Regions from separate parts of the Mus musculus genome. Here region 2 is linked to region 1. A link is a loop called in an ENCODE intact Hi-C map of the cell type or tissue named here. Cell type or tissue: left cerebral cortex. All regions are shown on one strand.

What was found. Peaks named below come from ENCODE experiments on the same cell type or tissue, not always from the same donor. Only the 100,000 strongest peaks of a DNase experiment are listed, where the experiment ranks them.
Region 2: it touches region 1 in a loop (4-fold over the local background); 2 of 42 quality-filtered maps call a loop at or near these places.

Annotation. Positions count from the first base shown.
Region 1 is chr15:17,885,781-17,893,780 of GRCm38, reverse strand. No RefSeq gene overlaps it. Among named protein-coding and RNA genes, the nearest start is that of Gm24713, 120 kb to the left of the region's middle. In left cerebral cortex, no CTCF peak of the experiment used is centred here; DNase peaks (open chromatin) are centred at 1,135 and 4,277.
Region 2 is chr15:18,068,647-18,076,646 of GRCm38, reverse strand. No RefSeq gene overlaps it. Among named protein-coding and RNA genes, the nearest start is that of Gm41277, 8.6 kb to the right of the region's middle. In left cerebral cortex, no CTCF peak of the experiment used is centred here; a DNase peak (open chromatin) is centred at 533.

The sequences.
Region 1 (8,000 bases):
GTATGCACATGCATATACATGTTTGTGTGCACATGCATATGTGTGTGCATGTGTATACATGTGTGTTCATGCATGTGGTGTGTGTGTGTGTGTATGTATACACATTTTATGTTGGTAGTAATGACTGAACACAATCTCATAAAAGAATCTGCCTCAGCTACACCTTTCAGTTTAGCAGGATAGACTGAGCACCTGTCCTGACATCTTATATATTGTATATTCATCAAACAAACACAAATCGAAATAATAAAGAAATTAAGACATAAATAAAACTGAAATCATTTAATACCAACTATGGAAGAGATGAAAGTGAGGTGATTGAAATTATAAAATTATAGAATGTTGATAATATTGCAACAAAACTCAAAAGCAGACTCTGAATCTTCCTTCAAATTCATTTCTATGACAAGAAAGAGTTGATTAACTTTATCTAATGTATTCAATGACATGTCATTTTAATCAGCAGTTCATTTCCATATAGCACAAAAATACACTTACTATAGGCATGATGAGGCTTCCTTATGCATGCTGTGTCAGGGAGAATGTCCAGGTAATTTCAGAGATTATAAATCTAATGTTTGTGAAACAGGGCTTTACTGTTTGGCACATAAAAAGGAGAGATTCTACTCATTCTACAAGAAAAGGAAATGTGTCAATATCAGAATTTTTCCTCTAGGTTGTATGCACTGTATGAGAGCAGTGATTTAATAAACAAAGCATCAAAGGTATTTTCAAATATTTATTTACAATATTAGAGACCATCAAGCCATAAAAACTACATTTATGTCTGAATATGTAATGTTTAATACAGATTATCATTAACATCATGTGAAACATCAGGAAATTGCTAAGAGGGACAGAAGAAAAATCTAAATGATAGTTTATTTCTGTGTGTAAAGACAGAGCCTAACTTGAAAGAAATAATAATAAAGTAGTGTAATTCAGGTTAGATAACTTTTGGTATGAAATTCACCAAGTGAAGCAGAGATTTGAAAGTATTTCTTGTTACAGCTAAAGCTTGGAGATCGAGAACAACGTGTCAGGGTAAAGATAACAATCTGCTAGGAACATACTGCATGCAATTCTCTTCTCTTTCTGGAAAGCTAGCAAAATATAGATGTGAGCCTCAGGGGCAAATTCTGAGGATTCTCAGAGTTGAGGCTGAAGCCCTTGTTTTTGCTTTACTCAGTAGCTACCCCTTAGAAAATGCTGGAATAGCAGCAAACTGGATCACCACATCAGGATTCCGCTCTCTAGTCTGCCTCAGTTCCTGCAATCTGAGAGGAAAATGTCTCTATATATTATATAAATGAGAAGCTGTAATCTCTGGGAAGACTTGGCTTTCTGGTTAAATTTTCATTAAAGTGATACTAAGCCATACCACACCATACCACCAAAAGGAGGTGTTTATGAAAACATGTGCTACAGATGCAGAAACAAAGATGTTTATTATTAGTTACAAACTTTAATACATATCATTTGATAGTCAAAATTCAATATTATATTCATTGTCAATGCATACATACAGACTGAAGTACATATACAAACACACACACACACACACACACACACACACACACACACACACACACACACACAGAGGAGCTAAATACATAATTCCACAATGACAGAGCAGAAAGGTATGTCATAAATAGCAATAGTCAAACAATTATACAATTCCTTAGCTTTCATATACATCTATCTATATGGATTAAACTTCACTACATACTTAAATCTCTCCCTAAAATGTCATATTCATTCTTAGTACAAAATGTTCTTAAATTCCTCAAAAAGTTTAAAAGCTATTCTCTTGGTTGCTATACTATTTTATTTCTCCATTTCTAGCCCTGTTCTACACTTTTATTATTCTTTGATCTAATAACTAAACTAATAGTTAACCTATAAAGAATTTCATATGATTTTGAAATAAAATTGGAAATATGTAAACAATTAGCATATATAAATAATTACTGCATATAAGTAGCAAGGGATACAAAAAGAAACTATTGTTTGTATATATTTAATTGCAAATCTATGGTTACTTTTACAAAAGTTCAGTATATTTTTTTCTTCATGATCTTAAACAATATTAATTCATTGAAGTTTTTTAAAAATATCTTATTTTATTTTACATGCATGAAAAATTTGCCTGCATGTATGTCTATGCACTACTTTGTTGTCTGATATCCACAAAAGTTACTCTGATCCTCTGAGCCTGGCATTAAATTGGTTACTGGCCAGTGTGTGGTTGCTGGCATTAGAACCCTATTCTGCTGGAAGAATATTCAGAGCTCTCCCAGACCATTCTTTACGTTTGTTAACAGTAAAAGAGTAGCATAAACCGAGATATGACTGAATTATGGAATGGTTTGAGTATCCCACGAATGTATATTTAATGCGGTATTGCCTGCCAAGTTTACACAAAAGTAAAGACCCACAGAAATCTTCCTGAACACAGACAATACACTCTTGTGACTTTGTCCACGGACTTTGTTACCGGTACTATTTACTCTTGATTAAGATTGTGTAAAATGTGAAAATGATTTTTACCACAGCCGCAAAATATGATAATTCTGAAACTCAATGGGTAATGCTATGACCTTTCAGGACATTTGTTCCCTTTTGTGTTTTCAGAGAACTGCTGAGCAGGAAGTAGCAATATCATACTCTTGAAGGCAAATGTCTCCAAAAGAGGGGGTCTTGGTATCATTTTTCTTTTAATCTTGATCAAACCAGTTGTGTTGTTTGCAATAACAGAATCTAATCCCTTACCAAGGAATTCTTTCTAAACTTCACAAGAGAAGTGTGGTGAGACTGTGACCCTGTTACATAAAAAAAAAAAAAAATCAAGCACTGTTTTATTGTAATCATTTTAAGGTTTAGGTAGGCTACAAGGAGTGCTTGGTTTATTTAGGTATGATACTGTTGATCTTCCTCATTATACTTGACTTGATCTGACATTATTCTGAGTATGAAGTACTATTTTCTATGCAAACATTCATGTATACTTCAAACAGCCATAGCGAATGCAACCTTCTAGTTAACATGATTATTGACTATTTCAATAGTCAAATTCAATAGACCTATGAACTCCAAGTGACTGTTCTGCAGGTGACATTTCATTGGAAACAAGCATTTATTAATATTTGCTTGACTGTGATGTATTGGATTGCTAGTACCATGTTTCCTTTTCTCAAGTCAGAAAAGAATAAGAAAAATGATTTTTCTATCTGCTGTCCCAATAGTGCTATCTATTCATGAATTACAGAATTTTTGTGTATCATGAATATATGTGTACATATATATATGAGTTCTCATTAAATATTAAAATAATGAACTTGGCTCAGAGAAAAATATATTGAGAGTACAACCCTCCAAAAAGTCAGTATTTAAAATACGACTCTTCCTAACATACTGAAATTAGTATTTCGAATTATTTATAGTAGGTGTTAAAAACCAAACACATGACTTGAATATAAAAGTGGGTACTCATGTCACTTTTAAAATAATTATTATGAAAAACTATATGTAGAGTTGGGTAAATGGCTTTATAAGTATAGTATTTGCAGTGTAAGTAACCTAGACTCAGATCTCTAGACCCCAAGTAATGTAAACAAAGTTTTGTAGCCAACTGTAATCCCAGCACTATAGAAGCAGGGACAGAAAGGTCCTCCAACAACACTGGTTAACTGCACTACCAAGCCAGGAATAACTATATTCAACTCAATGACTTTACCATAATACATAAAACAGTCATGGGAACATAAATACATACATCCATATTACAAATAAACCACCACTCTCCATCCCCACCCACAAATAAATTTTTTTACATATTTTAAAAGCATAGGTTGCATTTTAATAGAATTTCCTAAAAAAATGGTGATTAGATACAGAGATTGATTTTGATACATTAGGATGATTTTATAAGTTACTAATTCTGAGTTTTATACTATGTTACACTAATTGAATGAAACATTTTCATTTTATGTTGTTTCAACTGAAAATTTAATAGGAAAAAAAATCACCTTGTTGAAATATAAAATGAATTCTACTTATAATTTTGGAAGGTCAGTGCAGGAATAGAGTATTTTAAGTTTTGAGAAATGTCTCCAATAGTGGATTTTTAAAATGTGTTAAAGAACTAAGAGTTCACACCATGGAGATTTTATGACCAAGAAGTTATCCTTGCTACAATATCTTTAGTTGTACAAAATCAACACCTGGTTTATGGAACTGAAGCCATCTGTGGATGTTGGCAGTTGGATATAGAGTGTGACTCAGTAACTGGGGCAGCTAAAGATACTAGCATATGCCTGGTCACTGAAAAGCATCTGCCCACACACATACTGAGAAACTCAGGATTAGTGACAGTCAGATTAGTTCAAATTTATGCAAGTATGCTGCTTCCTGTCTTTGTATGCGAGGGAAAATAATAATCATAAACTATGTATCCAAATTTGTATTGAATGCATCCCTTTTGGTTACTTTCTTTCTACACTTGATATGTGATTAGTTTTATCAGATTTCTACTATATGAAAAAAGTTGTATTTGTATACACACTGGTCAACATTCTCTTCTTCTTATATTTTTAATGTTGTTTTCTCTCACCATAAGTAAATCCATGAGTTAAACTTTTTTTTATTAGGTATTTTCTTCATTTACATTTCCAATGTTATCCCAAAAGTCCCCCATATGCTCCCCCACCCACTCCCACTTCTTGGCCCTGGCGTTCCCCTGTACTTAGGCATATAAAGTTTACAGGACCAATGGGCCTCTCTTTCCACTGATGGCCGACTAGGCCATATTCTGATACATATGCAGCTAGAGACACAAGCTCCAGGGGGTACTAGTTAGTTCATATGGTTGTTCCACCGATAGGGTTGCAGATCCCTTTAGCTCTTTGGGTAATTTCTCTAGCTCCTCCATTGGGGGCCCTGTGATCCATCTAAGCTGACTATGAGCATCCACTTCTGTGTTGCCTAGGTCCCAGCATAGCCTCAAAAGAGACAGCTATATCAGGGTCCTTTCAGCAAAATCTTTCTAGTGTGTGCAGTTGTGTCACACCAGTCAGAATGGCTAAGATCAGAAATTCAGGTGACAGCAGATGCTGGTGAGGATGTGGAGAAAGAGGAACACTCCTCCATTGTTGGTGAGATTGCAAGCTTGTACAACCACTCTGGAAATCAGTCTGGCGGTTCCTCAGAAAATTGGACATAGTACTACTGGAGGATCCCGCAATACATCTCCTGGGCATATATCTAGAAGATGTTACAACTGGTAAGAAGGACACATGCTCCACTATGTTCATAGCATAATTATTTATAATAGCCAGAAGCTGGAAAGAACCCAGATGCCCCTCAACAGAGGAATGGATACAAAAAAATGTGGTACATTTATACAATGGAGTACTACTCAGCTATTAAAAACAATGAATTTATGTAATTCCTAGGCAAATGGATGGACCTGGAGGGCTTCATCCTGGGTGAGGTAACGAAATCACAAAAGAACTCACACAATATGTACTCACTGATAAGTGGATATTAGCCCAGAAACTTAGAAAAGCCAAGATATAAGTTACAATTTGCAAAACACATGAAACTCAAGAAGAACGAAGACCAAAGTGTGGACACTTTGCCCCTTCTTAGAATTGGGAACAAAACACCCATGGAAGGAGTTACAGAGACAAAGTTTGGAGCTGAGACGAAAGGATGGACTATCTAGAGACTGCCATACCCAGGGATCCATCCCATATTCAGCCTCCAAAGGCTGACATCATTGCACACACTAGCAAGATTTTGGTGAAAGGACTATAAGTTAATCTTTATCCACAGGTATTATTAGATTGTGTTACTGTTTGACTCAGACTCAATTATAGAAAACCTCATTCAGATACTAACTATTGGCATATAAAAAGATGAAACATTTTAGCAAAAACTAATTATTGTTTCCTAAATGATTATGTAGTTATAAAGAAATTATAATTTTTTTATATGTTCATCATGTTGTACGTGCTCTGCTTTTAATATTATACTTATATAATCCTTAGTGATTATATCTGTATGGCATTGGGAGCTCTTAAAACAAGCAAACCCAGAAAAAGAAAAACAAACAAGCAAACCAAAAACTGGTGATTTGATATTTCCTATATCTAGAGTATTTACTCCTAAAGACAAATTATCTAGAGAAAAGTTCTTCACAACCCTTGTCATAGAGTTAAAATATAATGATCCAAGGAACCTAGAGATTAGAATTTTAAAAAGTAAATCAAATAAACACATACACACAAACACAAAGAAAGTCAGAGAGACAGAGACAGACACAGAGACAAAGACAGGAAAAACAAAGATAGATAAATAGATGATAGACAGATAGAGATGGTGAGAGATGGAGAATGTAACAGAGACAGTGACAATCAGAAACCTTGCCCAGTCTTAGGGTTTCTATTCCTGCACAAACATCATGAACAAGAAGCAAGTTGGGGAGGAAAGGGTTTATTCAGCTAACACTTCCATACTGCTGTTCATCACCAAGGAAGTCAGGACTGGAACTCAAGCAGGTCAGGAAACAGGAGCTGGTGCAGAGGCCATGGAGGGATGTTCATTACTGCCTTGCTGCTGGCTTTCTCAGCCTGCTCTCTTGTAGAACCCAAGACTACCAGCCCAGAGATTGTCCCATCCACAAGGGGCCTTTCACCCTTGATCACTAATTGAGAAAATACCCCACAGCTGAATCTCATGGAGGCATTTCCTCAACTGAAGCTCCTTTCTCTGTGATAACTCCAGCTGTATCAAGTTGACACAAAACCAGCCAGCACACCCCCCAAAGCAAACTAAGCTTCTAATCAATACAAATTAAACAAATTGATTTAAACATATTAAGCATAATCTAGCATATGTTGTCTCAAAGACACACTCTTTAAATAAAAACAGATCAAAAATTTCAAAATAAATGTATAGACTTCATGGTATCATTGAAAGAATCGGCAAAAGAGGGCTGCAGATTCTATACCCAAATCATACAAATTTAAGAGTAAAGAGAAATTAGAAACAGGCTATGTAATAACAACAAAATATTCAATAAAATGTTTATAAAATATCACTTATATATATTACAAATTAGCTGAAGAGAACCTAGAAAATGGTGTAATTACAAAATAATAAAATCTGCAATCATATAAAATTAATTATTGAAAGACAAAAATATCTACATCATTAACTATTATTTAATAAACCCAAACCTGACAGATTCTACTATACTCAAAAATCCCTTTAGAAACATATAACGTAAAAGTTATTTCATAATGTTCAAAAAATGTTTGAATTAGTATTTCATGAATATTTAAATTATAACAATAGTGACATGGCTAAAGACTAGTGAAATAATTTTCCTCCCAAATAATTCTGTAATTCAAAATATTAGAAACTTGAGAACACTTAACAATATTATACTAAACTACAAAACCTGTAATAGTTGGTATTGGAAATAAAGCAGTATAAAATATATATTTTGTATAAAATATAAAAGAATGAAAATAGTGTGGTCATTTATAAACACAGAGCAAAGTTTACTAATCTGAGTTCATTCATCTTCTAGTATTTATAACTTCTAAGAAATAGAAGTGCCTTTGAATACATTCCAATCCCAAGTCAACATTTACTAGTACAACAATAAAAATCAAAAGATCAAATGAAATGAAATGAATTTCATTGAACAAAAAAGGCCATATATATTTTTTCCATTGGGACTTCACAGAGAAAAGTGATGGAATAGTGTAACCTCCTCCCACAACCTGAAGCTCACTGAACCAGACCTCAACTTTGTTGCCACTAAGGGATTATCTAGGGTGGAGCCTGCCTCCCTAGATCACTCTATTGTTCAGCCACTGCCCCTGCTGCTACCTGCTGGGAGTCAGCCTAGCTATTCTGGAGTCTAAATCCAAACCTACACGTGATCACCTGCAGCTGGGCTCCAAGGATGATTTGGCAGGAATGGGTTT
Region 2 (8,000 bases), 180 kb before region 1:
ACAGAGGGATAATATATAAAATGTGCAAAGAACTCAAGCAGTTAGAAACCAACAACCCAAATAATCAAATTAAAAACAGTTTTTTTTTAATAAAAAATCATATTACTATGTATTTTTTTGAAATACTTCAAACACCTGGTATCATTAATTTGGGGCTGACTCAGAGCCCAGCAAGAGTTTAATATATTATTCATCTTGTCCCATACCATGTATCATTATGAATGCCATTTTGTCTAACATAAATTGGCCTTAACAACCTTTTTATCTACAGTTATTAATTTATTGATACTAGTTTAGGGGGATGATAAATGGCATTCTTCTTTGGATTACAGATGTACCCCAAATCATGATTCTTCTCAATGTTATTATTTCCACATGAAATTTACATTTTGTTGTATAAAAGTGCTCCTGATTTATGGGATGATCACTAGTACTCATCCTGGGATTGCCAGACACATTGCAAGCCATGACTCTTCTCACTGTTATCACACCCACATGGAATTTTCACTTAGCTTAAATGGTTTAATCATTGACATTTCTGTTTATGTAGAAAAATGATGAAAGCAACATAAGGAAGGGAAGTTTAATTATGGTTCACCGTTCCAAATATAAGAGTTAATCACACCTTGAAAATTATAGCATTATAGTTGGAGCAGATTACTCTCTGATCGCAATTCATAGCACTTGGAAAGGAAGAAGGAGAGGGAGAGGGGAGAGAGAGGGGGAGAGAGGAGGGAGGGAGAGGGGGAGGGAGAGGGAGAGGGAGCAGTCTGAGGCCTTAAACCCTCATAGCCAATACCCAATGATATATTTCCTCCAGCAAAGTTGCCCCTTCAAAAGTTTTTATAACCTGCCCCAAAGCAATAAATAACAAGAAAATATTTTAAATATGTGAACCTATGTGGAACATTTTCCTCTTAGAACACCATAGCAGGCTCCTAGCTATCTCGTGTTCTAGGGTAACCTTATTCAAATATACTAAGTTTCTGTAATATTAAAGAATCTCAATCATATTTCAAATGTGCATAGTCTCCACTGAAAATTAAACCCATTTAATTGTGACACATTGTAAAATATTGAAAATATAAATACTTCCAGCCTAAAATAGCATAGAATATATATTATAAAAAGAAGGTATGGAATTGTGAGGAAAAACTGAGGCCCATCAAAGCCAAAAGTCCATCTCTGCAAACCAGAATTTCTAGCTCTATGTCCTATATGTATTGCTCCTGTGTCACAGGGTTGATTTGACTCCAGCTCTGCTATCTGTAACACAGGACCCTCTATTAGGTGGAATCTCCTTGCTTCATGCATCTCTGCCTTCCAAATGCCTCATGTCACTGATATATCAACAATCTAGGAGTTTGCACTGAATCAAAGTTTAACCTTCACAGTTTTACACTATTGACTTCCATGGGCTCTATCATCATTATTATTATGTCTCCAAGTTTGCCAAAGAAATTCTCCAAAATAAAAAGGAAGAATCTTATGTCTTTTTTTGTCTCTAAAACCAGTGTCATGGTGTGGGCAGCATTGTTTACTTTCAGTTACCAGATTGGAATGGAATACAGCTCTCTTGAGCCATATGAACCACAGCTCTTGTATAAATTCTAATAGTAAAACACCATTTACAATTTTCCTTTCCCAAATTGAAACTGTGCCAGAGACTGGTACTTCCCTGAGGGCACCTTTCCTATCTTCCCTATAATGGCACTACTATTTTTGTCAAAGATTGCATCCTTTTCAGTACATGATGTTATTGCCATCTTAAAGTTATCATTGGCTCTTCTGACCATTTTTCATTTTTTCAATCCAACTAATTTCTCCCTTTTAAATACTTAACACAAGAATAACACCACAGATTCACCATTATACAATTTTCATTTTGGTTTTGACCAAAGATATTAGCAACCTATCATTCACTTAACATCATTCAGGTGTTTTGGAAACAAGCAGAATGCTGTCAGATTCATTAACAGACCATCGCTTAAAAACCCTCTAGCACAGGTGACAATACAGTGTTCTCATTCCCCCATAAAAACCTCAGAACCAGATCCAGATCCCTGGAGCTCATGTCATATATAACTCATAGCATATCTGCCTTTCAGTTTCTTGCTAGAATCAGCCTTTAAAATCTACTTAACAACTGTGGAAGATTATTCAAATCCAAATTTGTTAAGTCTTACAAGTTCCAAAAATACAAAAAGAGCAAGAAGGAGGAAAAGGAGGAAAAGAAGAGGAGGAGGAAAGAGAAAAAGGAAGAGAAGGAGAAAAAGGAGGGGGAAGAGGGAGGAAGGGGAGGGGGAGGGGAGGAGGCCAAGAGAGGATGACAGATAATTAACAATTTAACAATTTCTGGAATAACTTTGCAAACCCATAATACTAAAGAGAAAAATAATTTTTGATATCCTTGAGTAATAGAGTGGGGAAAAGGATAATTGGTATGTGTTTCTCTTTAATATGCACATGTAGATATTCAAATTAAATTAGTAGGTGAACAATACCTTTATCCATAATGCTACGCATTTGCGACAGGAGGATTGCTGCTTCTTAGAGTTAGCCTTGTCTTCTCAATAACTTCCATAGTTAAGTGTGAGTTGAGTGAGATTCTGTGTCAAAAACCATAGTGATAAGACACTAAATATAGCTTCTGGATTTCTTTAATGAAGACTACTCATAGTAGAGAAAAATTATATAACTTGATGTAATGTATCAAGTATATGTAAACTCATGTCTTAAACATTGCTTCTTATATTAAAGTCATGAAAGCACTGTAGTTTCAAAGACAGGGACTAGTGGAGCATCACGCTAAGTAAGTACTCAAAAATACTCTTTAAAATGTAATGTTTTTCCCTCCAGTATGCAATTGTTGGGATTACTGGAATGGACCATGAACCAAGTCTGGGTTTTACAGTGCTCAGAATGGTATGCAGGTCTTAGAAAATGCCTGACAGTATACCAACTGAGATGTATCCCCTTCGTGTAACACATATATAGCATACATTTTATCCATGATTGATTTATATTTGGGACTATTTTAGAACATTTGTGATTGAAAAACTCAATCTTGCTGAATCTGTTACCATGGCTACAAAATTATCCCCATTATTATAAAAAGCCACTATTTTAAAGTTCATTTTTGCTGAGTGTCACCATTCATACTTTTAATTATAGCATTTAATTTAGATGATTCAAGGAGAATCCTGAATTCTACTCTTATGGATATGAAGTTAAAGGCCAGATTGTTTTACATTGTTGGATTTTTTTTTTAAATCAAACAATAGATGGAGGAGAAAAGAATTAATTTCTTCTTACAGATAATTTTTAAACTACTCAGACATAGGAAAAGTCAAGCCATATTTCAATTTGATAATTTGCTTATTTGTATTTTTAAAATTCTAGATATATGTACTAAAGTTGCCTAATTTTCACTCTAGCTTCACCAATGTATCCCCTCCTCAGTATATCTCGAATTTCTGTCCTATAGTTATTTTATTATTATCATTTTAATGTATACATAGATGCAACCTGCAGCATCTGTTTAGTTTCTTTTGAGTTTTTAAAACTGCCTGTTTGTTACTGGATAAACCACTTGGCGGTGGGGTGGGGGGGCTCATGCCTAGGGGTAACTACGACCCCTCTGAACAGTCAGTAATCGCCTGTCATTGTTCTTGTAAGACAATTGTATGCTTGAAAATTTCTCCCACTCATGATGGTATGTAGATTCATGTATCATTTTTCATGTCTTAGACAGCAATACTGTTGATCTTTCACATGTGTAGCTACTATGTCATATATAGAACATATAATTGTACTGCAGATTTCCTGCTCTACAGGATCTTACAAAATTTGGGACCCCTTTATCTGTAGTGTTCCCTGAGTCTTAGGTACAGGATTTGCATTATATGAGTCAGGGATGTAAAATACTTTAGTTGTTCTCTGAAATTTGACCTGCTGCTTTTTTGTGTCTGTCTTCTGTAAAAACAAACAAACAAACAAACAAACAAAATGTATTATTTGAAGAAGGATGAGATCTTTACTAATATTTGGGCATAAGAACAAGTATTTAGAATACAGTTAGGAATTATACTGTTTTGGGAAAACGGTAGTAATAGATCCTCTTCTAAGAGCCTTTACCTAACTAGCCATAGGTAGATAGACATCTAGGGTTATAGTACCTAGCATATCTTCCTCTTTTACTATAGGTATTTAGGCCGATTAGACAGTTGTTGGTTTTGCAAATATAACTGCTATTTCTGCACTAGTAGCAATACCTTGCTGTGGTGGTCACTGGCTCAGAGACATCATAGCAGGTTGCAATTATTTTTTTAATTGGATATTTTATTTATTTACATTTCAAATGTTATCACCTTTCCCTCTGCAAACCCCTTATATCTCATCCCCCCTTACCTTACTGAGGATGTTCTACCACTCACCCACCCACTCCTGCCTCACAGCCCTAGCATTCCCATATGCTGGGGCATCAAGCCTCCCCAGGACCAAGGGCCTCCCCTACTATTGATGCCAGATAACCCCCCTTTAGCTCCTTCAGTCTTTCCCCTAACTCCCCCATTGGGCTCAGTCTGATGGAAGAGGTTAGGATTATAAATTGCATTTCTATCTAGCAGATTAAATAGCCTCTTTCTAGTACTATGAAGTCTAATACTCAGGTAGGAAACTTTGGGTTATTAGTTTATTTTTATTAGTATTTCAACAAGTTAAAATTTAGGTAGAAATAAAATAAGTAGAACTACTCTAAATGTTTACTTTTCTAGCTTACTTTTCATTATCTTTCTCCATGTGTTCCAATTATCTTGTAATGAAAATGTATTGTTTGACTATTAACACTTAGGATGGCTTGAACATATGGAGGGATATTTATAAAAATCTTCATCCTTTTAATTTCCTTTAGCATCTTGTCCCAGTGCTAAATTCTGCATATGATTAATATACAATAATAAGCTATATATTATTTTGCCAGCAAAAGTGATATTAATGATATTTATTTATAAATACTTCATATTGTTTCACAGCAGAAATATTAAAATTTTCACATTTTATGTCATTCTAAGAGGTTAAATTTTAAAAATTCATATATGTATATAGATATATATGTATAATGACACAAGTTTTAACTCATGTCTTCGTGCTATATTTAATGATTTGAAAGAAACAAATGCATATAGAGATCTGTGATAGAGAAGATTCTAGCAAATATATACCATAAATAACTTTATTTATATAATGAACTTATATTTTCCAGAAAGGAAAAATAACAAGGGAATAAAGTCTCGATTGAGGTAATGATGCTGGAATGACTGCAGATCCACCTTCAAATAAAACAAATCAAAATAAAATAAAAAGACAAACCTTAAAAAATATACCTCAAACCTAGTATAAATCAATTTTAAGTCAACCATTTAATAAATGTTAAATGTAAATGCAAGAACTTTTAGGAGACAAATATGAAAAGAATGCTTATGGCCTTCAGTGTAGTGACATGGAAGAAACAGCTAAGGAGCCATCCCAGGAAGAAGAATGTTTATAATTGAAAACATATTTTACATATCAGAAGAACATTTCACTCTTAGAAATACAATAGTAAGAGAATAAGATGAGCAGCCAAGAGTCAAGCAAACACTTTTACTAAAACTGTGTGATAAAGTTAATCAAAATATCCAAATGTTATATAAGAAATCAGCTTTATTTTAAAATTTAGTTAAAGAACTAAACAGAGACTTCACCAAAGAAGAAAAATATGGCAAAAAGAACAGGAGATAAATTAATCCATGGGTCAGTAAAATAGGACAAGATAAAACACTGATAAAACACCAATAACAACATCTTATAGTGAATAAAATTCAGATCAATGTGAACTCCTATTGCTGACCAGGCATGAAGCAAGAACTTTCATTGTCTGCAGGTGGGGGTGTAAAATGACAGTATCACTAATTTGGAAGTTTGTGTGTAAATTCTTCTGAAGCTAACCACTACTTTGTCAAATAAATAATAATAATAATAAAAATTTTACACCTCTACTTTTATTTAATGAAATTCAAAGTTTATCTTTTGTAAATATTTTCATAATTGTTTTCAGTAGCTTTATAATTGAGAAACGTATTTCAGGTAGCATATATGTATGAGAGCGTCAGTTAAGATCCCCAGATCACACTCAAAAGCTGTTGCTAGCAGTGTATAATGTACTGGGAATGAGACTGAGACAGAAAGATTGCTGGAGGTCAACAGACAGCCAGTCTAGCCAAATCTGTAAAGTTGCAGATCCATCTAGAGACCTGGTCTCAAGAAGTAATGTGGAACACAACTAAGGAACAGTTAGCATCGAAAAGTTTTTCCTACCCAATGCAAGTAAGAACAGAAGGCGCTCTTCTTTCCCAACTCCTCTGCTTTTTCAGTAGAAAAATTCATTGGCCAAAAAAAAAAAAAAAAAAGGAAAAGGGATCGTGATTTGCTAGGATGAGTCATCAATTATTTCATAGTTTTGTTATATGTATCTCATCAATGTTCATCAAGTACAATGTATCAATGTATAGAGGACATGCACTTGACAATAAGATAAAATGAAAAGTGGAACTTGGGCACCCAAATAGTACTTTGTAAAACATAGACATTTAGAAGATAGACTTAATTTTGATAATTTTAGACAATACAATTTTTGGTATATTCTCTTCAAGAATGTTTTAACACATTATAATTCATATGTAACATGGCTGTGTTTAATTTATAAAATATGAAACAGAAATTTAAGGGCATGCCAAATATGAACAACAAGGTAATCATGTATAAAAATAGTCTAACGTAAAAGACAGGACTTATATCAAGACTTTGTTTATTAAGGCCCTTTTTTGTTTTCCTTTTAGTTTTTGTGATTGTTTTTGTTAACATGTGTGCATAACTTTCATTTTTCAAGGTTGAGGTAGTCTGACCACATAGAAACGAATACTTTCCATTGTGTTCTCAGTATCTTGAAAATTTATTTATTAGAACAACGAATACTCAGTATTGTTCTCTCATATTCATATTATTCACATGTATTAAAAGGTTCCTAAAGTACACTTAGGAAACAAGCTGTGATATAAATAAAACTTCTTTTTATTTAAAGAATGTGTCACTTTAAATTATGGTTACTATTTTCTAAAATGTACATGATTTTTCAATGTAGTGAAATAGAACATATCAGTTAATTGATGAAGGATATTTTATTGTAGGAATCCACATGACTTCCAGTTGTCTACTATCCTGTGTAATACCTTCTAATGAAGGCAGGCCTACAATCAGAGGAATGTTAAAAAAAAAAAAAAAAAAAAAAACATACAAAGATGATGGATTTCTACAAAGCAGGACTTATTTTTAGATTAAATGATGAATACTCTCGTTTTTCCCATCTGGATTACATCAAGAGAAACACCAAATACTCTCTGATAACACTTGATTTAAGAGCATTTATACACCACACAGTGGGAAGATAACACACTCAGGCTGTGTATCTGGAGCATCCGTGTTTGTCTTTCACCAAAGCTTTATGAGTGAGTGAGACAAAAAATGTCATGAATTTGAAGCTAGCCCTGGTTACTGACTGAACCTTAAAATATATATATATAGAAAAGAAAATACACAGACAAAACACTTGGACTGCCAACCAACCACAAGCGATTCTTAAATTCTTTATAAGCACAGGTTCAGGTACATGATTAGAATCTACTATGCTGAAAATGTATACTTAGAGTTATTTTTAAATAAATATGGCAGCTATGAAATATTTAAAATGATTATATGGTTAGAATAAACAATGAAATAATGACTTTCCACAATAAATATTTTGATAGAAAGGATGATCAAAGTGCTATAAATGAACATATTTTCCCCCATATTTTCTAATTAGATATTTCAACTTAAAAGACAGTGTTTTTGTGTCCTGTCCTCCTTTAATTTTATAATAAAGGAGAAATCAGTTTATGAAAAATATTAATATGCCAATTCAT